2 separate regions of the Homo sapiens genome follow, and region 1 is linked to region 2. The links are chromatin loops, found by intact Hi-C in ENCODE. Cell type or tissue: dorsolateral prefrontal cortex. All regions are shown on one strand. Links, peaks and the distances in the headings refer to the core of each region. The heading gives the core; the rest is flanking DNA. Region 1 has its middle 7.7 kb from the start of LRP6. Region 2 overlaps BCL2L14 (BCL2 like 14).

Region 1 (12,324 bases), core at 3,385-8,384, 190 kb after region 2:
CCTGGTCCAACATGGTGAAACCCCCGTCTCTACTAAAAATACAAAAAAAATTAGCCGGGCATGGTGGCACACGCCTGTCATCCCAGCTGCTCAGGAGGCAGAGGCAGGAGAATGGCTTGAATCCAGGAGGCGCAGGTTGCAGTGAGCCGATATCGCGTCATTACACTCCAGCCTGGGCAACAGAGCAAGATTGCGTCTCAGAAAAAAAAAAAAAAAGAAAAGAAAGTTAACCTTCACTTTCACAGGCCCCTTCCAATGTCTGGGGAGGGGCCTTTATGGTATGTTCACATGGTCCTATTTGCAAAACAAAGATAATTTTGAATTCCTCTTCTGTATAATTGTATTATACAAAATTGTATAAGCTTCAAGTCCCACAAAGCCTGGATCTGTCCCTATTTATAATAGAAAATGCGGTACAACTGGCCGGGCACGGTGGCTCACGGCTGTAATCCCAGCACTTTGGGAGGCCGAGGCAGGCGGATCACGAGGTCAGGAGATCGAGACCATCTTGGCTAACACGGTGAAACCCCGTCTCTACTAAAAATACAAAAAATTAGCCGGGCGCGGTGGCGGGCGCCTGTAATCCCAGCTACTCAGGAGGCTGAAGCAGGAGAATGGCGTGAACCCGGGAGGCGGAGCTTGCAGTGAGCCTAGATAGCGCCACTGCAGTCCAGCCTGGGCGAAAGAGCGAGACTCCGTCTCGAAAAAAATAAAATAAAATAAAAAAGAAAATGCGGTACAACCTAAATCTCCTCAGACTATCAACCTAAGTAGGGGAATGAGATATTACACACTGCTGAAAAATAATAATTTAGAGGATTATGCAACAGTGTTGAATGTTTATAGTGAGTTAAGCTTTTTTTTTTTTTTTTTTTTTTTTTGAGACGGAGTTGTGCTCTTGCTGCCTGGACTGGAGTAAAATGGCACAATCCCGGCTCACCACAACTTCCTCCTCCCAGGTTCAAGTGATTGTCCTGCCTCATCCTCCTGAGTAGCTGGGATTACAGGCATGCGCCACCACACCCAGCTAATTTTGTATCTTTAGTAGAGACGGGCTTTCTCCATGTTGGTCAGGCTGGTCTCGAACTACCGACCTCAAGTGATCCGCTCTCCTTGGCCTCCCAAAGGGCTGGGATTACAGGCGTAAGCCACCGCGCCCGGCCGAGTTAAGCTTTTAAAAAGTGAAAGTGCATGTACATTTGATTATAGCTATGTAAAATAAAAATATATATAATATACAAACATAAATGCACACACATATATATAGCACATATTTGAGCAAAGACCAAAAGTAAGTGCACTAAAATAGGCATTAGGATGGTGAAATAATATGAGATGTAGTTTGCTTTTCTGTTCTTCAATTTTGTTTAATGTACTATATATTTACTACAAATTTTTAAAAGATGCTTAAGTGAAAATCTATAGGTTAAGCTTAAGCCCTAGAGAGAATGCCATTATTACTGCATAACTAATTTTGTTTCTCATTCTTTTAAGTGCCAATCAGATACCAATCACTCTGTTAAGTGTTGGGGATATAAAGATGAGAGTAATCATAGTCCCTACCCTCAAGAAGCTTACAGCCTAGTTTGGAAACACTGATTAATAAAGTGAGTAATTAAAATATTAAAATCTGCAGGGCACAGTGGCATACAACTGTAATCCCAGCACTTTGGGAAGTCAAAGTGGGCAGATCACTTGAGCCCAGGAGCTCGAGACCAGCCTGGGCAACATGGCGAAACCCCATCTCTACAAAAAATACAAAAATTAGCTAGACATGGTGGCGTGTACCTGGAGTCCTAGCTATTCGGGAGGCTAAGGTTGGAGGATCACTTGAGCCTAGGAGGCCAATGCTGCAGTGAGCTGTGATCTTGCCACTGCACTCCAGCCTGGGCAATACAGTGAGACCCTGTCTCCAACTAAAAAAAAAAAAAAGACAAAATTGCTAAGTGTAGAGATGCTTTTCTGCCTAGACAATTCAAAGAAGGGAAAAAAGGGCCAGGCGCAGTGGCTCACAACTTTAATCCCAGCTACTCACGAGGCTGAGGCACAGGAATCACTTGAACCCAGGAGGCGAAGGTTGCAGTGAGCCGAGATTGCGCCCCTGAACTCCAGACTGGGCAACAGAGTGAAACTCTGTCTCAAAAAAACAAAACAAAACAAAACAAAAGAAGGGAAAATAACCCTAGCGCTGAGGTTGGAAATACAAATCAGACTTTGCCAGGCCAACAAGACTGAAAAAAAATTTCAATCACAATAGTAGGTTTAAAGACACTGAATCATTAGAGAACTTAGTATGTTGGGGATTTGAAAGTAGATTCATATAGCTGATGCATGGAATGCTTTTAGAGAATGTCAGGAATTGAGGCAGGACCATTAAATAGCTATTGATTAATAAAAACCTTTTCAAGCCATGCTAAGAAGTTTAGATTTTAGCATATTAACAATGCGGACATTGAAGAATTTTGCACATTGTACAGAAGTCTATGAAAGGGGCAATCAGGACAGCAGCGCTGAGGACTGAAAAGACATCATGGATTTAAAGAATACGAGATTAAAACAGGACTTTTAGTTGTGAATTGAGAGAGAAACAGAGAGTAATGGGAGTCTCCTTTACAAAGAAAAGAAAACCTAAGAAGTATTTCAAGAAGGAGTGGGTAATAAGTTTAACAATGGCTCTTTTGTATTGGAGGTGTCTATGAAACATCCAGGTGGAGGCCGGGCGCGGTGGCTCACGCCTGTAATCCCAGCACTCTAGGAGGCCGAGGTGGATGGATCATCTGAGGCCGGGAGTCCGAAACCGGCACGGCTAACATGGTGAAACCCCATCTCTACTAAAAACAGAAAAATTAGCCAGGCATGGTAACACGTGCCTGTAATCCGAGCTACTCAGGAGGCTGAGACAGGAGAATTGCTTGAACCCGGGAGGCGGAGGTTGCAGTGAGCCAAGATCACGCCATTGCCACCCAGCCTGGGTAACAGAGTGCGACTCTGTCTGAAAAAAAAAAAAAAAAAAAAAAAGGCCGGGCGCGGTGGCTCACGCCTGTAATCCCAGCACTTTGGGAGGCCGAGGTGGGCGGATCACGAGGTCAGGAGGCCCAGACCATCCTGGCTAACACGGTGAAACCCCGTCTCTACTAAAAATACAGAAAATTAGCCGGGCATGGTGGTGGGCGCCTGTAGTCCCAGCTACTCGGGAGAATGAGGCAGGACAATGGCATGAACCTGGGAGGCGGAGGTTGCAGTGAGCCGAGATTACACCACTGCACACTCCAGCCTGGGCAACAGAGTAAGACTCTGTCTCAAAAAAAAAAAAAAAAAAAACACTTATTGAAATTGCTACCACTGGCCGGGCACGGTGGCTCACTCCTGTAATCCCAGCACTTTGGGAAGCCGAGGCAGACGGATCACGAGGTCGAGAAATCGAGACCACCCTGGCCAACATCGTGAAACCCCGTCTCTACTAAAAATACAAAAAAAAAATTAGCCGGTCATGGTGGCAGGCGCCTGTAATCCCAGCTACTTGGGAGGCTGAGGCAGGAGAATCGCTTGAACCCGGGAGGCAGAGGTTGCAGTGAGCCGAGATCGCGCCATTGCACTCCAGCCTGGGCAAAAAGAGTGAAACTCTGTCTCAAAAAAAAAAAAGAAAGAAAGAAATTGCTACCACTAAAGAAGGTATGATTAGTAATGGCAAATGCAGTGTTAACTGTTAACAACAGAGAGTCTGCTGTGAGAAGTGCTGAAAAGAGGGCATTGTGACTATAACTTTCTCGAACGTCATTGATGGGAACATACATTATGCCAGTGTTTTAGAAAATCAGTCTGGGAGTAAAATACATACACCTTTAAACTGAAACGCTGGCCGGGCGCGGTGGCTCACGCCTGTAATCCCAGCACTTTGGGAGGCTGAGGCAGACAGATCACCTGAGGTCTGGAGTTTGAGACTAGCCTGGGCAACATGGTGAAACCCCTGTCCCTACTAAAAATACAAAAATTAGCTGGGTGTGGTGGCAGGCACCTGTAATCCCAGCTACTTGGGAGGCTGAGGCAGGAGAATCGCTTGAACCCCGGAGGTGGAGGTTGCAGTGAGCCGAGATGGCGCCACTGCTTTCCAGCCTGGCAACAGAGTGAGACTCCATCTCAAAAAAAAAAAAAAGCCTACAAAAATGACAGTTTTCCTGGTTCAACCTAATCAAAAGAACCTGAAGCCTGCTTTTTAAAAAAAATCACAGATAAAGTGCACAAAATAGTCATTGGTGACTTTAAGCCAAAGCAGTTTCAGCAGAGGTATGAGATCCAAAGCAAAAGTGCAGTGAATTGAGAAATGAAGGGGAAACAGGGAGGGAGGGCAGTGGTTTTTCCCAAATCTTATTGTTAAAGGAAAGAGAACACTTGGGTGGCTGGAAAGGAATGTGAGGCTGGAGGAATCTGGGAGTTGACTTAGTTAGGGTTGATTGCTTACTTTGTTTTTAAGTTTGAGAGGAATGTGATCATATTTGTAACCTGAAGTAAGTGATCAAATAAAGAAGGAGAGTGAGGAAAGTGATTCAGAGACTTCAAGAGGATCTGGAGCCTAGCAGAATGGATCAGCCTTGGATGGGAGGAGGAGCAGGAGGATTTCCACTTCTGGAGGAGAGGAGAGTCAGTGTGGCTGCTTGACCTTCAGCTCTCCTTTCTCCACTCCCACTTTCACAGACTCCTTCCAGAGGCCTTGGGAGGGACCATGGCAATGATTAGGATGGTCATATGTTTTTATACTACTTGCAAAACCAAGATTGTTTTAGTATTCATTTTCTTTAAAATATCTCCTTCTCCAGTTGTATATGCTCAGCACTACAAAACCTGAATCTGCCCCTAGTAGCTATAAATAGGTTTCATGGGGAAGGGATAGTGGAGACAAGATTTGATTGCCTTCATTTACATAAAAACAGAAAGCAAAGTCTACATTGAGAGTGAAGTAAGAAAGAATATGGTGGTCGGGGAGGAGGTCAGGAAAGTGACAAAGGTTTGGAGAAGCTGGGAATGGAAGAGGGAGTTGACAAAGGACACATTATAGGATCCTCTAACAGCACAGAGGATGCTGCTATAACTCCCTACCAGAAATGTGGTGTATATCATGAAGAGTGGCCTTCTTGCCTCTATTTTTCTTTTTTCTTTTTTGAGACAGAGTCTCTCTCTGTCACCAGGCTGGAATGCAGTGGTGTGACCTCGGCTCACTCCAACCTCCACCTCCAGGGTTCAAGCAATTCTTATGTCTCAGCCTCCCAAGTAGCTGGGATTACAAGCGCGTGCCACCATGCCTGGCTAATGTCTTTCTTTCTTCCTTTTTTTATTTTTATTTTTTTATTATTATTTTTTTAATAGTAGAGATGGGGTTTCACCATGCTGGCTAGGCTGGTCACGAACTCCTGGCCTCATGATCTGCCCACCTCGGCCTCCCAAAGTGCTGGGATTACAGGCATGAGCCACCGTGCCCTGCCTTCTTTCTTTTTCTTTTCTTTTCTTTTCTTTCTTTTTTTTTGACAGTCTTGCTCTGTCGCCCAGACTGGAGTGCAGTGGTGCTATGTCAGCTCACTGCAAGCTCCTCTTCCCCAGTTCACGCCTACTGCCTCAGCCTCCCGAGTAGCTGGGACTACAGGCGCCTGCCACCACGCCTGGCTAATTATTTGTATTTTTAGTAGAGACAAGGTTTCACCGTGTTAGCCAGGATGGTCTCAATCTCCTGACCTCGTGATCCGCCTGCCTCGGCCTCCCAAAGTGCTGAGACTACAGGTGTGAGCCACCGCACCCGGCTTTTTTTTTTTTTTTTTTGTATTTTTAGTAGGGGCAGGGTTACGCCATGTTGGCTAGGCTGGTCTCAAACTCCTAGCCTCAAGTGATCCAGACTTGAGGGACAAGTGTTCCAGACTCCCAAAGTGCTGGGATTACAGGCATGAGCCACTGCGCCTGGCCCATCTATTTTTCCCTCCTTCAATGGGAATAACACTTGTTCCTAGCTGCACCATGAAAATATCACATCAGATGCCTAAGAAGAATTCACTATAATTAGAAAATAAGTATACTTTGGGGCCAGGCATGGTGGCTCACGCCAGTAATCCCAGCACTTTGGGAGGCCGAGGTGGGCAGATCACCTGAGGTCCGGAGTTCAAGACCAGCCTGATCAACATGGAGAAACCCCGTCTCTACTAAAAATACAAAATTAGCCAGGAGTGGTAGCACATGCCTGTAGTCCCAGCTTCTCGGGAGGCTGAGACAGGAGAATCGCTTGAACCCGGCAGGCAGAGGTTGCGGTGAGCCGAAATCACTCCATTGCACTCCAGCCTGGGCAACAAGAGCAAAACCTCGTCTCAAAAAAAAAAAGAAAAAGGAAAAGAAAGAAAAGAAAAGAAGTAACTTTGTTTTCAATAATATTTTTCTTTTTTCAACATCAGCTATATAAACCCCCTGTAAAGTCTATTAAAACATGAAAAATAAATTAAACGCTATACATTAAATTTCTTACGTTTGTCCCAAACAGGATGAAAGGATATCTGCAATAGAGGGTAACCTGGAAAAGGGAAGCGGAGCCAGAGAAAACAGAGGAGGGAGTCCATTCAGGGGAGAGGATGATGGCGGTGTTAGAATATTGGTTACATCCAGCCTGGCATGGTGGCTCATGCCTGTAATCCTAGCACTTTGGGAGTCCGAAGTGGGTGGATCACAAGGTCAAGAGGTCAAGATCTGCCTGGCCAAGATGGTGAAACCCCGTCTCTACTAAAAACTACAGAAATTAGCTGGGTGTGGTAGTAGGTGCCTGTAATCTCAGCTACTCAGGAGGCTGAGGCAGTAGAATCACTGGAACCCGGGAGGCAGAGGTTGCAGTAAGCCGAGATTGCACCACTGCACTCCAGCCTGGGTGACAGAGTGAGACTCCATCTCAAAAAAAAAAAAAAAACCAAAAAAAAAAAAGAATATTGGTTACATCGAGAAGGATTAATCTACTAAGTAAATATATTAAAGATAATGGAATCAGAGTTTCTAACTATCAGAGAAGGAAGTTACAAATACAACAAAGATACCTTGGTGCCAATGGCAATGAAAATGGTGGAGTAAGAAACTCTAAGGGTAGGGAACTCTCTTCCTTTGCAGAAACACTGAAAAAACTGGCAAAAGTCATGAGAAACAACTTTATTAGAACTCTAGAAGATAGTCAAAGGTTTACAGCAACCAAGCTAATGCTTAATAAGGATAATGGGCACTGAATCATGGTAGGAGAGGTTTGTCGTGTTTTACCTTACCCTTGTCCAATCCCCCTGCCCAGTGCAGCAGCAGTCTAGAAGACAGCAGCCCATGCTCTCAGTGCAGGTTCTCAGTTTGGGAGGTGTGTTAGGCCATTCTTGCGCTGCTGTGAAGAAATACCTGAGACTGGGTAATTTACAAGAAAAGAGGTTTAATTGGCTCATAGTTCTGCAGGCTGTACAGAAAGCATGGCACCAGGATCTGCTTCTGGGGAGGCCTCAGGAAATGTTTACTCATCACCGAAGGCGAAGCAGGAGCATGCACGTCACGTGGTGAGAACAGGAGAAAGAGAGAGAGTGAGGGCAGGTGCCACACACTTTCAAACAACCAGATCACATGCGAACCCAGAGCAAGAGCATCACCAAGGGGATGGTCCAAGCCATTCATGAGGAATCTGCCCCCAAGATCCAAACACCTCCCACCCAGCCCCAACTCCAACATTGGGGATTACATTTCAGCATGAGATTTGGGTGGGAACAAATATCCAAACTATATCAGAAGGGAATGGAGGGAATCTTGTTCCTGAGAAATTGTGTTCATAGGTTTTAATCTGTTTGGGGGATCCCCAAGGGGACTAATGCAGGGTACTTGCCTTTGTTCCACTTACCTCAAAACTCTCTCAGGATAGAAAAGTTGCTTTGTGGAAGAGGTTTCTCAAAAACATTGGACAGCCAATGAATAAAGCCCAGATGCCTAGAGCAAAAGATAACAGCTGTGGCAAAAAAAATACACTTGTAGAAAGCCTGAGAAGAAAAACTTGGGGATTGATATACTTGCGGAATAAAGGCTCTGAAAAGCCCCTGGTTATGTAGGGGAATCAAAAAGGCCCAGGCCAGGATACATCCTCAGAAAAGGTCTGAGAACACCATAGGCTTCACCTCTGGTTGATTTTTAGGCTTAGCACAAGTAAGAAGTGAAGGCTAAGGCAGAGTTATAAATGGTGTGGCTAGTCAGCCGGGTGCAGTGGCTCACACCTGTAATCCCAGCACTTTGAGAGGCCAAGGCAGGCAGATCATGAGGTCAGGAGATCCAGACCATCCTGTCCACTATGGTGAAACCCTGTCTCTACTAAAAAATACGAAAATTAGCCAGGTGTGGTGGCATGCACCTCTAGTCCCAGCTACTCAGGAGGCTGAGGCAGGAGAATTGCTTGAACCCAGGAGGTAGAAGTTGTAGTGAGCCGAGATCGCGCCACTGCACTCCAGCCTGGGCAACGGAGTGAGACTCTGTCTCAAAAATAAATAAATAAATGGTGTGGCTGAGCATTGAAGTATTGGCACCAACACAGAGCCAATTTGCAAAGACCTGATGGTACTTTTTCTTTTTTGCCTCTAGGAGTTTAAGAAAATCTTTGATAAACCATTAGCTGACTACTATGCTAAAAAAACAGAGACCACACAATTCAAAGAACCGTATAAAATAGTTTAGAAAAGTCACTAAACAAACAACCACAACCTACAGAGAGCAACAAAAAATCCTGGAATGGGGAGAATTTTATTTCCAGAGTTACCGCATTGTTATATTCAAAATGACCACTTTTCAACAAAAAATTATGAGGCATGCAAAAAACAATGAAGTGTGCCCTGTTCATAGGAAAAAAAAATTAACAAAAACAGTCCTTGAGAAAGCATAGGCATTGGACTTACTAGACAAAGACTTCAAATCAACTCTCTTAAATATGCTCAAAGAACTAAATGTAGCTGGCCAGGTGCAGTGGCTCATGCCTGTAATCCCAGCACATTGGGAGGCCAAGGCAGATGGTTCACCTGAGGTCAGGAGTTCAAGACCAGCTTCACCAATATGGTGAAATCCCATCTCTACTGAAAATACAAAAATTAGCCAGGTGTGGTGGCATGTGCCTGTAGTCCCAGCTACTCGGGAGGCTGAGACAGAAGAATTGCTTGAACCTGGGAGGCAAAGGTTGTACTGAGCCGAGATCGTGCCACTGCACTCCAGCCTGGGCAACAGACTGAGACTCTGTCTCAAAAAAAAAAAAACAAAAAAACTAAAGGAAGCCATCATGGACAAAGAACCAAAGGAGAACAGTGTCTCAACAAGTAGAAAATATCAATAAAGGCAGAAAAATTATTTAAAGGAACCAAATAGAAATTCTGGAGCTAAAAAGTGTAATAAACTGAAAGAAAAAATTCGCTAGACACATTCAACAGCAGATTTAAGCAGTCAGAAATATCAGAAAACTGAAGATAAGTCAATTGAAATCATCCAGTCTGAGAAGCAGAAAGAAAAAAGAATGAAGAAAAATGAACAGACACTAAGAGAATTGTAGGATACCATCAAGTATATCAATATATGCATAACAGGAATCCCAGAGGGAGAGGAGGGATAGAAAGGAGGAGAAAGAATACTTGAAAAAAATAACTTAAAAACTTCCTAAATTTTTTTTTTGAGACAGAGTCTCACTCTGTCACTCTGTCACTCGAGCTAGAGTATAGTGGCATGAACTTAGCTCACTGCAACCTCCACCTTCCAGGTTCAAGCTATTCTCATTCCTCAGCCTCCTGAGTAGCTGGGATTACAAGTGCGTGCTACCACTCCTGGCTAATTTTTGTATTTTTAATAGAGACAGGGTTTCACCATATTGGCCAGGCTGGTCTCGAACTCCTGACCTCAAGTGATCTGCCCGCCTCGGTCTCCCAAATTGCTGGGGTTACAGGTGTGAGTCACTGCGCCTGGTCAACTTCCTAAATTTAACAAAATAAATGAACATCTCAACAGATACACAGGAATTACAAATAAAGAAACAGAGAAAACTAGAATGACCCTGTGATGCCATATTAATAGGATATATTCATATAAATTCACGATTTTCAATATATATGGATAGGTATAGAAATAAATATAGTTGTAAGTGTGTATATGAATATGTGCATGTATTTGTGTACACATGAATGCACAGATCCTAGCTCTGTCTACCAAGAAAATGTGTTAGTTAAGGCCTACTAATAAGCAGGCACCGAGACAGAATTCAATGTGCAAGAGATTTATTGGGGGAGTGTGATAGCCTCCAGCATGGTCCCTAATGATTCTCACCTCTTGGTAGTCACATCCCTGTGAAATCCCCTCCCACACTGAGTAGGACTGACCTATTACTGCAGTGACAGCATGAGACTTTCAGGCTAAACAATAAAAGACATAGTAGTGTCTGTGTTGTTCTATTGAAACAGTCACTGTAGGGGGAGAATCAGCTGCCATGGCATGAGATACTCAAGATGCCCTATGGAGTCGTCCATGTAGTAAGGAACTGAGACCTCCTTCCAACAACCAAGTGAGTCATCTTGGAAGTAGATCCTTGAGGCCGAAGCCAAGCCACCATATGACTATGCTTTGGCTGACATCTTCACAGCAACATCATGAGAGATTTCAAGCCAGTGAAGCTGCTCCAGAATTTCTGACCTATAGAAACTGTGAGATAATAAACACAATCGACCCTTGAAAAACGTGGAGGTTAGAAGTGCTGACCTCCACTCAGTTGAAAATCCATGTATAGCTTTTTTTGTTTTGAGACAGAGTCTCACTCTGTCACCCAGGTTGGAGTGCAGCGGTGCAATCTCGGCTCACTGCAATCTCAGCCTCCTGAGTTCAAGCGATTCTCCTGCCTCAGCCTCCTGAGTAGCTGAGATTACAGGCATGTGCCACCACACCCAGCTAATTTTGGTGTTGTTGTTGTTGTTTTTGAGACAGATTCTCACTCTGTCGCCAGGCTGGAGTACAGTAGCGTGATCTCGGCTCACTGCCACCTCTGCCTCCTGGGTTCAAGTGATTCTCCTGCCTCAGCCTCTGGAATAGCTGGGACTACAGGTGCGCACCACCACGCGCAGATAATTTTTGTATTTTTAGTAGAGATGGGGTTTCACCATGTTGGTCAGGATGGTCTCTATCTCTTGAGCTCGTGATCCCCCCACCTTGGCCTCCCAAAATGCTGGGATTATAGGCGTGAGCCACTGCGCCCAGCCCTAATTTTTGTATTTTTTAAAAGTAGAAACAGGGTTTTGCCATGTTGGCCAGGCTAGTCTTGAACTCCTGACCTCAGGTGATTCACCCTCCTCAGCCTCCCAAAGTGCTAGGATTATAGGCCTGAGCCACCGTATCAGCCCATGTATAACTTTTGACTCCTCCAAAACTTAATTACTAATAGCCTATTGTCAACCAGAAGGCTTACTGGTAACATAGTTGATTTACACATATTGTTTGTTATATTTATTATATATACTGTATTCTTACACTAAAGTAAGCTAGAAAAAAGAAAATGTAATTTTATTTTTCATGAAAATCTTAAGGATGAGAAAATACATTTACAGTACTATACAGTACAGTACTGTACTGTGCTTATCGATATTGCAAAATTACATAAAGATGGATACTTTGAAGTAATGGGTAATGGTATGCAGACCTCAATCTACAGTACATACCAAGCAATTCCACTTTTTTCTTGTAAGGTCATGACTTTTTTCTGCTTCTTGGGAGCACTTCCAGCATCACTAGTGGCACTTTGCATGGGTTCCAGGATGTTATTCAAGGGTTTATGGTATTGCACTAAATGCGATAAAAAACGTGCAAGATCCACGAGAAATCACTTTTCACTGTGAAATGCCATTTACTGGAAAGATCAGCTGCTCACACAGAGATGAGTAGCATCCCACTGGGTTTTAAGCAGATACTCACAATACTTGATCTCATCACAATAGCAATAGGAGGTGGCTGTGAAATTATAACAGTAGTACAGTATATACAACAGTTAATTTTATGCAGTTATGATTTCATATTGCATCTTTACATTTGTTTACATTTATCTAGACGAAAATGAAGCCATGTATGGTCTGTATTTGTGTGTGTAAGTTTTGATAAATTTCAATTTTTTGGAATAGATTTGTGTATAATTTATGGTAGTAAATGACAAAAATAGACTAGTATCTACATATATTTTGTGCATTCATGACATACCTAACTTTTTCTTAATTTTTTTGCTATTTCTAGGGTATATGGTTTATCTTCAAGTTTTTTCAAATTGTTGCCAATCTCCAAAAAAAT
Region 2 (12,585 bases), core at 4,332-9,331:
AAGGTGGTGGGATTACAGGTGTGAGCCACGGTGCCAGCCAAGATGATCAATACTTCCTTAATATCATCTAAAACATACACTGTACTGTGTTTAGTTCTCTATCATCTCAAAGATATCTACATCTTTATACAGTATGTTTGAATTACGATTTAATAAAGATCCACTCATGACATCTAATTGATGTCTCTTTTTTTTTAATATGTTTCTTTTTTTTCTTTTTATTTATTTATTTATTTTTGAGACAGAGTCTCCGTGTGTCACCCAGGCTGGAGTGCAATGGCGCGATCCCCGCTCACTGCAACCTTTGCCTCCCAGGTTCAAGTGATTCTCCTGTTGCAGTCTCCCAACTCACTGGAATTACAGGCACCTGCCATCATGCCCAGCTAATTTTTGTATTTTTTTTAGAGACAGGGTTTCACCACGTTGGCCAGGCTGCTCTTGAACTCCTGCCTCCCAAAGTGCTGGGATTACAGGCGTGAACGATTGTGCCCTGCCTGATATGTTTCTATTCTTTCTTTCTTTCTTTCTTTCTTTTTTTTTTGAGACGGAGTTTCGCTGTTGTTGCCCAGGCTGGATGCAATGGCGTGATCTCGGCTCACTGCAACCTCCGCCTCCTGGGTTCAAGTGATTCTCCTGCCTCAGCCTCCCGAGTAGCTGGGATTGCAGGCATGTGCCACCATGCCTGGCTAATTTTGTATTTTTAGTAGAGACGGGGTTTCTCCATGTTGGTCAGGCTGGTCTCAAACTCCCGACCTCTGGTGAACTACCCGCCTTGGCCTCCCAAAGTGCTAGGATTACAGGCGTGAGCCATCGTCCCCTGCCGGATATGTTTCTTATGTCTCTTTTAAGCTGTAGCAGTTCTCTGTCTTCACCTTTTTTTGGCGCCATTTATTTGTTGAAGAAACCGGCCATTTGTCTTGCAGAACTTACCAGATACTGAATTTGGATAGCTGCCTTCTTGTGGTCATTAGTTTATTTCTCTGTCCCCTGTATTTCCTGTAAACTGATCATTAGATCCAGAGGCTTGATCAGATTCGGATCCAATGTTTTTGGATCAGGAGACACATAATGGTTGTCTCACCTTTAGTGAGACCAAGATTGGTCATTGGGAACAGGGAAGTGGAGCTGGGGTGAGTATAGGGTCACCAGATGTCCAGTACAAGCAGAATGGACAGGGCTGTGCTGCAGGATGGATGAGGGGAGGGTGGGATGCCCGGAAAATGCATGGGGGAGGGTGGGATGCCCGGAAAATGCATGGGGGAGGGTGGGATGCCCGGAAAATGCATGGGGGAGGGTGGGATGCCCGGAAAATGCATGGGGGAGGGTGGGATTGGATGGAATTGGGGAGCGGGAAGGGGTAAGTGGAAAAGCAGTAAGGAACATGACCTTCGAGGAGACACTGACGTGACTCCTTACAGAGCAAACGATTTGCATGTAAGTGAAATGCATGTAAGTGAATGTGAAATTGGAGCAGTGGCGGGAAGAAAGATTGTCCAAGCCCTGGAATAAGACAGGAATGTGAAGAAACAGCAGAGGAGGAGGAAGGATTGCAGTCATGACCCCCACTTCATGCCATACTCCTCAAGCATTTGCTTACATCCAGTTATGTGAGGGAGGTTTGCGGGGCTTGGAAGTTGTATAATTGTATCTGTGTAGTTGGTCTGGTGGGTTTTGCAACTTGCCCTTTGCTGCACTGGGAGGGCCATTTTTGTCCCCTCCAGCATCACCTGATGTTGCAGCATAGCCCGCTGCATCCCTCCCAGGCTCACTTCCATCAGAACGCACCTAGCCAGGGACCCTTGCTTTCCTGGGGCCTGGCCAAGGAGCAGTTCCTCAGATCAACAGCTTCGCTATCAGCCAATGTGAGCCTCTTCTAAGTAAAGGAGAGGAGACAGTGATGGAAAAAGGCAGCATCCAGCAGGCCCTCAGGGGAGATATTTCAGCTCCTACACCTCCTTCCAATAGCAGAACCAGGGGGAAAAGTTAGAGAATATCCTTATTCTATCTAACAACTTGGACACCGAGGAACAAAAAGGTGGCGTGACTTGCCCAAGGATGTTGCAGGTTAGAAGCTGAGCCAGCCGTGGCTATCCATCCTTCAGACACCCAGGCCAACTTGTCTGTACCACCTCACATTGCCTCAAACCCTGTCTGCAGTTACTGTCCCATTTCTTTATCATTTGGTCCTGGTATGACAAGGTACAGTGGAAAGAAAAAGAGGAACATGCCAGCCAGTCCCCTTAATATTACTGCAGCTTCTTTATCATCACAGCAGCTTACATGCCGAAAGACCGTCTTAAATTAGGACCAGAAAGGGAAGGGAACATTATTAAGAGCCATATTAAGACAGAGCCTGAGGCCGGGCATGGTAGCTCATGGCTGTAATCTCAGCACTTTGGGAGGCTGAGGCAGGTGGATCACTTGAGCCCAGGAGTTTCGCACCAGACTGGGCAACATAGCGAGACCTTGTCTCTAAAAGACAAAACAAAAAAATTAGCCAGGTGTGGTGGCATGTGCCTGTGTTCCCAGCTACTTGAGGGGCTGAGGTGAGAGAATCCCTTGAGCCGGGGAGGTTGAGGCTGTGGTGAGCTATGATCTGCACTCCAGCCTGGGCAACAGAGCAAAACTGAGTCTCAAAAAAAAAAAAAAAAAGAGAGCCTGGGGCCTAGGACAACAGCTGAACTAGAAAAAAAACATAGCTACCACTTTTGAACCAGGTTCTGTGCAGGAACTTCTCTTGTGTATCTTACACCCTTACAATATCCCTGCAAGATGACTATTATTATTTACAATTTGCCTGCAGGAAGTTCATGTTTGGAGAGATGGAGTAACCTGCCACAGGTCACAAAACTAGTCACTGGCATGGCCACAATCTGAATTTGGGACTGTTAGACTGAGAAGCCCAAGCTAATTCTTGATACGCTCACTGCCTGGGACATTTCACACGGTAGATCTGAGCTTTCTCGCATCTGAGACTAAAAGGAAAATGTAGTCCTTAACAGACAGCAGAAGGAAACAGATTATTAGCAAAAAGAACTGCTTTCCTAGCAGGAAACCAGAGAAGGAGTTATTTCATGTAAGCTCAAGCAAAGGAAATTGAACAAAATCAGTTCTTTATCTATCCTGTTATTCGTATGGAAATAAAGAAGAAATGCTTGCATCCTGTTGTTTTAGTGCTTGTACTGATCTTTTTCAAACATGCCTGTGATCACATCACTCTCTACTCAAAACTTTGAACAGCTCTCCATTGCCTCCATCAGTGTGTTTCAAATTCGTAAAAAGTAAAATAAAATAACAGGATGCTTTTTTCAGATGAAATCTTACATGGCATACCAAATATAGCAAGAAAAAAGAAAGAGAGAGAGAGAGGAGAGAGAAGCCGGGACAAGCTAAAGCAGAGGGTAGAGGGAGAAGGAACCGAGGAAGGGAAGGGTCAGGTCCCAGGCATTTCTCTTCCCTGAATTGGCCTCCCTCTTTTGCCACCTCCCCAGCAAGACCTTTAACTCCACAGTCCACAGCTCATTTTGAAATGTACTGATCAACGTGAGAAAATGCGAAGCTTCAGCCTGATAGTCAAAGACCACCATAATCTGGACCCAAGTGCTAGTTCACTTATTTTCCCTCCACTATTTTCAAGCCCTGGCTATTTGCAAACTGCATACGTATGCTGTCCCAGTTCTCTCACCACTCTTCAAACACATTCTGAATTCACCTATAATCTCCCCTCTGCCCGCCCTGTTGTAGCCCCAATATCCACCCACCTGTCTAACTCCTTCTAGCTTTCCAAAAGCTTTCACTTGCCTCTTTCTTTGAAGCTCACCTATCCCTGCCTTCTAACCTGGCTATCTGCATCTCTGTTAGACCTCTTACTTAGTTCATTAGTTCATTCTCTCTCTGTTGTTTTTTGTTTTTTGAGACGGAGTCTCACTCTGTCGCCAGGCTGGAGTGCAGTGGCGCAATCTCAGCTCACTACAACCCCCGACTCCTGGGTTCAAGCGATTCTTCTGCCGCAGCCTCCCAAGTAGCCGGGTCTACAGGCGTGCGCCACCATGCCTGGCTAATTTTTGTATCTTTAGTAGAGACGGGCTTTCACTGTATAGGCCAGGCTGGTCTTGAACTCCTGACCTCATGATCTGCCCGCCTTGGCCTCCCAAAGTTTTGGGATTACAGGCGTGAGCCACCGCACCCGGCAGTTCATTTTCTTTATGTGGAGTTATCTATGGCCATGTCTCTCTTCCCACCCTAGTAAGACTGTGGCTTTTCCCTCTCTACCCTCCAGCACAAACACAATAGATGTTCAATAAATGTTTCCTGAGTTTTCACCCCTGTCTCTCCTAACCTGCAAAGGGTAAGTGGCCCTGCATAGAAGGGCACAGTGTGGACTTTGTTGTTACAGGCCCAACATGTGTAGCACCAGTGGGTGTGACCTGGAAGAAATCCCCCTAGATGATGATGACCTAAACACCATAGAATTCAAAATCCTCGCCTACTACACCAGACATCATGTCTTCAAGAGCACCCCTGCTCTCTTCTCACCAAAGCTGCTGAGAACAAGAAGTTTGTCCCAGAGGGGCCTGGGGAATTGTTCAGCAAATGAGTCATGGACAGAGGTGTCATGGCCTTGCAGAAATTCCCAATCCAGTGAGAAGGCCATAAACCTTGGCAAGAAAAAGTCTTCTTGGAAAGCATTCTTTGGAGTAGTGGAGAAGGAAGATTCGCAGAGCACGCCTGCCAAGGTCTCTGCTCAGGGTCAAAGGACGTTGGAATACCAAGATTCGCACAGCCAGCAGTGGTCCAGGTGTCTTTCTAACGTGGAGCAGTGCTTGGAGCATGAAGGTAGGCATCTGGGATTTCTTTCTCTCCCGCTTCCTGGTTTTTCCCTTCTTTGTGTCCAGAGTGGTACATCTCTTCTCATGTTGTAAAGTGGCTTTAGAGAAGGCATGCGTTGTGCCTCAGCTTTCCAACTTATTAGTGTTCAATCATAATTGCCCTGCTTTTCTCAAGACTAAAAGGAGTTGCTGCCTGGGCGCGGTGGCTCACGCCTGTAATCCCAGCACTCTGGGAGGCCAAGGCGGGTGGATCATGAGGTCAGGAGATTGAGACCATCCTGGCTAACACGGTAAAACCCCGTCTCCACTAAAAAATACAAAAAATTAGCCGGGCGTGTTGGCGGGTGCCTGTAGTCCCAGCTACTCGGGAGGCTGAGGCAGGAGAATGGCGTGAACCCAGCAGGCGGAGCTTGCAGTGAGCCAAGATGGCATCACTGCACTCCAGCTTGGGTGACAGAGTGAGACTCCGTCAAAAAAAAAAAAATGACTAAAAGGAAATGATGGAAGTTAAGGGTGCTGGGACTGGTTTTCTTTCTCCACTGTCTATAAATAAGCTTGTTTCCCAAATTCCTAGTCCTCTGTACCAGACACCAATATAAAAGAAGGAGGCTAGGCGCAGTGGCTCATGCCTGTAATTCCAGCACTTTGGAAGGTTGAGGTGGGCAGATCATAAGGTCAGGAGTTCAAGACTAGCCTGGCCAACATAGTGAAAACCCGTCTCTACTAAAGATACAAAAAATTAGCCGGGCATGGTGGCGCATGCTTGTATTCCCAGCTACTCGGGAGGCTGGGGCAAGAGAATCGCTTGAACCTGGGAGGCGGAGGTTGCAGTGAGCCGAGATTGCATCACTGCACTCCAGCCTGAGCTACAGGGTAAGACTTTGTCTCAAAAAAAAAAAAAAAAAAGAACGAGCCCTAACCAGGGGCTTGCTTGGGCTGCCTGGGCCGCTGCTCTTCCTAAGTCAACTCATTCGCTCAGGGCCTCTGTGTTTCCATCTGTACATTGGGTACCCCACTCTCTCCACCTCGTATGGTTGATGGGAAGATCAGAGAGCAAGAGTAAAAGGACTCTTGACAAAGTACAAACCATCCTACAAAAACAACTGAGAAGCATTTAGACAAAATCTTCCCTCAGTTGGACAAAATTAATTGTACTTAATGAAACATTTTCACCAGGCACTGAGGCTCATACCTGTAATCCCAGCACTTTGGGAGGCCAAGGTGGGTGGATCGGTTGAGCTCAGGAGTTCAAGACCAGCCTTAGCAACATGGCAAAACCCTGTCTCTACCAAAAAATACAAAAAAATTAGTCAGACATGGTGGTGCACGCCTGTGGTCCTGGCTACTCGGGAGGCTGAGGTGGGAGGATGGCTTGAGCCTGGGAAGTAGAGGTTGCAGTGAGCCAAGATGATGCCACTGCACTCCAGCCTGGGTGACAGAGTGAGAGCCCATCACGTCGATACTCTCAGCACTGTGGGAAACCAAGGCAGGAGGATCACTTGACACCAAGAGTTTGAGATCAGCCTGGCATCATAGCAAGACCCTGTCTCCATTAAAAAATTAAAATAAAAAAATTAGCGAGGCATGGTGGCACATGCCTGTTGTCCCAGCTACTATGGAGGCTGAGGTGGAAGGATCACTTGAGCTCAGGAGGTCAAGGCTGCAGTGAGCGAAGATCACATCACTGCACCCCAGCTCTGGGTGACATAATGAGACTCTGTCTCCAAAAAAAAAAAAAAAAAGACAGTTGCCCTTCATGCGCACACCTTGGCATAAGCATCTTCTTCCCCTTCAACAAAGCCCAGTGCCCAAAGCCCAGATTTTTTTTTTTTTTTTAAGGTGTTTTAGATGGAGTCTTGCTCTGTCGCCCAGGCTGGAGTGCTGTGGTGTAATCTCGGCTCACTGCAAGCTCCGCCTCCCAGGTTCAAGCAATTCTCCTGCCTCAGCCTCCTGAGTAGCTGGGATCACAGGCGCGCACCACCAGGCCTGGCTAATTTTTGTATTTTTAGTAGAGACAGCGTTTCACCATGTTGGTCAGGCTGGCCTCGAACTCCTGACCTCGTGATCTGCCCACCTTGGGCTCCCGAAGTGCTGGGATTACAAGTGTGAGCCACTGCACCCAGCCGCAAAGCCAGATTTTAAAAGAAAGGCCCCCTCCTGCTGAGTTTCATTGGCCTGGGTAACTTGTCAATAATTAGTCAAGAGGTGGCAGTAATGTCTCAGTTTTTAAATGTGACAGTCCTGGCTTGCTTGGAGAATCAGCCCACTCATAGACAGCTTTAGATCACTCACTATGATCAAGGAAACTCCCTTTTCCCATTAGAGTTTCAGATGTTTAGAACAGTGGGAGTTATGGTCAGGATCATCTGAGGGAACCTCATGGCACAGACAGGATGAGGAAATGGGAGTCCCACAAAAAGGGCTTACCAAGGAAACATCCAGGAAGTAGCAGAGCCTGGACTCACCAGAAGTCCAGGCCTCTCCCTAGACTTGTTTCATTTTTACAGCAAGGCATCTGCTCTCTGAACTCTGCCCAGCTAGGGCAGGTCTAGGGCAAGAGGGAGCGGCCCCCTGTGGTCCTTCCCTCCACATCTGCCTCCCCACCCCTCAGCTGCCCTCACCCAGCCATGGCTTCTTCTGCCGGGGGTGGCATCTGGGCTCTGGGGCAAAGAACAGTTTGGAGGCACCTAAATAGGCTTTTCTACTTGGCCTGTACTGTGGACTTTGCCAGCAGACAGAGAAAGCTTTTACAGACCTTAGTCTTCTGGTTTTTCCTGAGATAAATTGCATTCTGTATTTCAGTATTTACTGGAGTGTCATTTGACATTTTTTTTATTTTCTAAAATTTCAAGAGAAGCTTTTATTTCTTTTTTCAGTAGGGAAAGAAAACTTTTATGTGAGATTGAGAATTAAAGATTACATTCAAAAACACTTAGGTGATGTGTTAATGTGCTGAATAGCTGAATAGTACCTATGGCTGAATAATATTCTCCATAAAAAATGAAAAATGATTACCTCCTAAGAAGGCTTTAAACACATATTTACAGCTTATCTTCCCTTATCACCTTTCTCCTCACGCTTGCATTTAGTCAGTTAATTGTGTGTTTTTTACTTGTGTTACTTGTGTCGGTTTTACATTGAGCGTGATCCAAGAGAGCCTCACATTCTATTTCTATTTTGCCACATACAAATCAGGCCTTGCAAATTTGGTTTCTCCTGGGTTCTTTTTTGTTTGTTTGTTTGTTGTTTTTGAGACAGAGTCTTGCTCTGTCACCCAGGCTGGAGTGCAGTGGCCTGATCTCGGCTCACTGCAACCTCTGCCTCCTGGGTTCACACCATTCTCCTGCCTCAGCCTCCCGAGTAGCTGGGACTACGGGCGCCCACCACCACGCCCGGCTAATTTTTTGTATTTTTAGTAGAGACAGGGTTTCATCGTGTTAGCCAGGATGGTCTCGATCTCCTGGCCTCGTGATCTGTCCGCCTCAGCCTCCCAAAGTGCTGGGATTACAGGCGTGAGCCACCGTGCCTGGCCTCACCTGGGTTATTTTAACTGTAAGTCACTATGTAGCCTTGTACAGCCACTGCCAGGCCTCAGTACCGGGCTTACATGGGAACTGTGAGATTATGTCCCAAGACCAAACTCTGTTAGGAAGAGGCCTCAGGATGCAGAGAAATGGACAATAACACCAGTTTTAAAGACTACCAACCCAGGCTCTTTCACTTGTGAATCTTTTGTTTCTCCATAGCTACGATTTGCTCACGTGGAATGTTATAGTTAAGGTGAGGTTCAGCGATATACAGTGGAACACTCAAATACCCATGGCTTAAATAATATACAGGTTTGCTTTTCTCTCCTTTAAAAGAGGACAAAAGTTTGGCAGCTCAGGCATGATATGACAGCTCCACAAAGTTATTAAGAATTTCTGGGAATGGCCAGGCAGGGTGGCTCATGCCTATAATCCCAGCCCTTTGGGAGTCTGAGGTGGGCAGATCACTTGAGCCAAAGAGTTTGAGACCAGCCTGAGCAACATGACAAAACCCCGTCTCTATTAAAAAAAATACAAAAATTAGCCAGGCGCCATGGTGCGCGCCTGCAGTCTCAGCTACTCGAGAGGCTGAAGGAGGAGAATCACTTGAGCCTGGGAGGCGCAGGTTGCACTGAGCTGAGATCACACCATTGCACTCCAGCTTGGATGACGGGGTGAAAAAAAGAATTCCTGGGAATTCTGCCATCCCTCAGCTCGTGGCTTCCACCTCAAAGTCACCTTATATTCTAAAGGTGGCTGTTGGGGCTTCACCCATCATGTCTACATCTCAGGCAAGAATAAAAAGGAAGCAAAGGAAGGGCAAAGGGTGCCTTCTTTCTAGGTAATTCAGCTCCCTTTTATTTTATTATTATTTTTTAATCTTTTGTAAAGATGGGGTCTGTGTTACCCAGGCTGGTCTCGAACTCCTGGCCTAAAATGATGGCCTCGCCTTGGCCTCCCAAAATGCTGGGATTACGGGCGTGAGCCACCGCACCCAGCCTTAGCTCCCTTTTCGAGAGCTTTCTTGAAACTGCCCCCAGCTTCTGACATCTCATTGGCCCTTCCCTACTGCAAGGGAGCCCAGGGAATATAGTTTGTTCAGCTGGGTTCATTGCTGCCCCTCACATTTTAGAGGTCTGTTACTAAGGAAGAAGAAGAAAGTGGATACTGAGTGGGAAAGAGCAGTCCATAAGGAAGTCACACCCCAACCCCCTGCCCTTTCTCTTTAAAACAAATGCCTCAGACCACAGGCGAAATGGGACCTTCCGACCCTGTTGGCCTGCTCTTCCTGGCGCCACGATGACCCCCAAAACAGACTCCAAGGAACAGACAGCCTTTCTGTCTTCTCCCCACCCCATCCAGTGTTCCCTCGCCTATCAGACAGGACCAAGTCTGACAAGGATATAATCTTTTCTTTTTCATGTTTTAAAATTAAAATATCCAAGATGGGAATTTTAACTAGAGCTAGTGCATCTGTGGGAACATGTTTGCTTATAGTTTCTCCTGGACATGTCTCACTCCATGTCCACAAACCCACAGAAATCAATACCCTGCTGTAACCCCAGCACTTTGGGAGGCTGAGGCAGGAGGATCACCTGAGGTCAAGAGTTCAAGACCAGCCTGGCCAACATGGCAAAACCCTGTCTCTACTGAAAATATACAAAAATTAGCTGGACGTAGTGGCGGGAGCCACTACGTCCTGTAATCCCAGCTACACAGGAGGCTGAGGCAGAGAGAATGGCTTGAACCCAGAAGGTGGAGGTTGCAGCGAGCCGAGATCGTGCCATTGCACTCCAGCCTGGGCAACAGAGCGAGACTCCGTCTCAAAAAAAAAAAAAAAAAAAAAGTCAATACCCTGTACACAGTTAGCCAGATTGAGTAATTTTGTACCTGTTGGTGATCTTGTGGCCACCCTGCCTTATGAGAGGAGGAGGGGACAGAGCCTTTGGGACCCTTCATGGAGCTTCTTAATGTGCAAGATGGGCACAGGGTGCTTTCTGGTGGTAGAACCGCATGCTGATTACCCTAGATGAGCTGCACAAGGTTGAAAAGGCAGCAGAGGCCTGCTTTCCTTTCTCATCTCCTGAGGACATGGCCAGGGAAGTTTCCCTTGGCTTTGGAAGATAGCCTCTTGCCATTTCTTTCTTTGCCAGGGGCCATGGGTGGCCAGAGTTCCAGCGGAGGCCGGCTGGGCTGCAATAAGGGGATTACAAAGTGGAAAGTCTGTTTCGCTTGGTTCTTAAAAAACGAGGAGGAAAGACATTGATCCTTTTCTTCTTGATCTTTCTTCTCTCCGTCATTCGCTTCTTATTGGTTTTTGAACCCTGTGGACTAACCATGGAAAAGATGGCTTTATGAGTCAGATGTCCACCAGAGGATGGCATCATGGACAGAGCAGTATCTTCTGTGGCCTTTCCGTGAATGGCTGGAGGGCTGAAGGGAGGACACTGAAGCCTTCAGCTTGGAGGAATCCAGGGAGAGGGATCAGGAGCCACCTTGGCAGCTGCATATGATGTCAAAACCTGTTTCTCTTGTGGCTCAGTCCCTCCCAGGCCCCCTACTTGCCTCTCTTACCTCCAGTGCTGTACAAAGCCCAGAAGTGCCCTAGGAGTTTGAGCACACCAACCTTCTGTCCAAAACGCCACTCCATTACTGTCTTCAAGTCCTGTGAATTACCTAATGTTAGTCTTCAAATGTTACATGGTAAAACCCAGCTGCTCCACACGGCATCCAAGACAGCTTGTACAAGCTTTTAAAAGTTTAGGATTTAGGTTGGGTGTGGTGGTGGCTCATCCTTGTAATCCTAGCACTTTGGGAGGCTGATGTGGGAGGATTGCTTGCGCTTAGGAGTTCAAGAACAACCTGGGCAACATAGGGAGACCTTATCTCTAGAAAAAGAATTTTAATAAATTAGCCAGGCGTGGTGATGCACACCTGTCATCCCAGCTACTCAGGAGGCTGAGGTGGGACAATCGCTTGAGCCTGAGAGATCCAAGCTGCAGTGAGCTGTGATCACACCACTGCACTCCAGCCTGGGTGACAGAGTGAGACTCTGTCTGGAAAAAAGTAAATAAACAAATAAAAGGTTAGAACTTAGTGACAAATCAACAGTGAAAATTTTACCACCCAGCAACTCAGCCATGCCATCTGCCCACCCCACCTCCCCTCTTCCCCACTCAGGGGCAAAGGCGACTGGTCTCTTATAGGCTACAACACTCACTGGGCCAATGCCATTTCACCGTCCTATCTCAAAGTGCTTTATTCTACAATTCTGTATGCAAATACATGACGTAACTCTTTTCTCAGCTTGTAAATTCTTGAAGGCCGTAAGTTGTGCTGACTGCATCCTTGTTTACCTATAAGCATTCATTGAATGTTTTCCAGTAGACATGGAGAGGAGAGAAGAGGCAGAACTGTACCAGCAACGGGAGTTAGGTGTTCACTTGATAATGGACTTGGATGATGAATCTCATTGCCCTGAGAGCAGGGATATTTCTTTCTTCAGTGACCAACCCCGAAATGCTTGTCAAATTATCGAATGTCCTCCTATGCATGTAGGGGCTGGCTCTTAGAGGTATAAAGCATGTCGAGAAAAAAGAATAAAAATAAAAGCATAATGAGCATTCCTTCAAGTAAAGAGCTAAGCACTCCTTTTTGTGTCTCTTCCCTTGCAAAGGGGAAAGGAGACCCTAATTTTGCAAGACTTCAAAAAGAGTGTGCAGAAGGCCAATTGTTTCAAGGTGACAATCATTCCTGCATGCACCCCTCCCACATCCCGGCCTCTGCCAGGCAACTTTCAGTCCTTTCTGAAGAATGACCCTCCCCCAGCACACATACTCCCAGGCAGTTTCCTTCTATTCTGGCCTGGTCTTTTCATTCCAGGCAACTTTGCATACCAATGAGCCAGATGAAGTTCTGGGAAGGGCCTCTCAGCACCATTTTGTCTTGTTTCAGCTGTGGACCCCAAAGTCATTTCCATTGCCAACCGAGTAGCTGAAATTGTTTACTCCTGGCCACCACCACAAGCGACCCAGGCAGGAGGCTTCAAGTCCAAAGAGATTTTTGTAACTGAGGGTCTCTCCTTCCAGCTCCAAGGCCACGTGCCTGTAGCTTCAAGTTCTAAGAAAGGTAAGCTTTCCTTCCCTGGGTGGAGTGTTTGCCAGGCAGGGGCGCAGGAGCATTTGTGTATTTATCCATCCCAGGGCTCGGCAACTTGACAGTCTCCGCTG

The links. Hi-C counts contacts between places; a loop is a spot of excess contacts. Peaks named below come from ENCODE experiments on the same cell type or tissue, not always from the same donor. Only the 100,000 strongest peaks of a DNase experiment are listed, where the experiment ranks them.
Region 1: a loop joins it to region 2, with 2.2 times the contacts of the local background. A loop is called at or near these places in 19 of 110 quality-filtered maps.

The regions. Positions count from the first base shown.
Region 1 is chr12:12,268,562-12,280,885 of GRCh38, forward strand. No RefSeq gene overlaps it. Among named protein-coding and RNA genes, the nearest start is that of LRP6, 7.7 kb to the left of the region's middle. In dorsolateral prefrontal cortex, for the core only: no CTCF peak of the experiment used is centred there; no DNase peak of the experiment used is centred there.
Region 2 is chr12:12,074,903-12,087,487 of GRCh38, forward strand. It overlaps BCL2L14 (BCL2 like 14), which reads left to right. Exons shown (of 6, transcript NM_138723.2): 2 at 4,397-4,836; 3 at 12,311-12,484. The coding sequence starts at 4,404. Among named protein-coding and RNA genes, the nearest start is that of BCL2L14, 10 kb to the left of the region's middle. RefSeq lists silencers at 6,933-7,227, 12,433-12,585. In dorsolateral prefrontal cortex, for the core only: CTCF peaks have their summits at 7,046 and 7,248; no DNase peak of the experiment used is centred there; H3K27ac peaks cover 536 bases.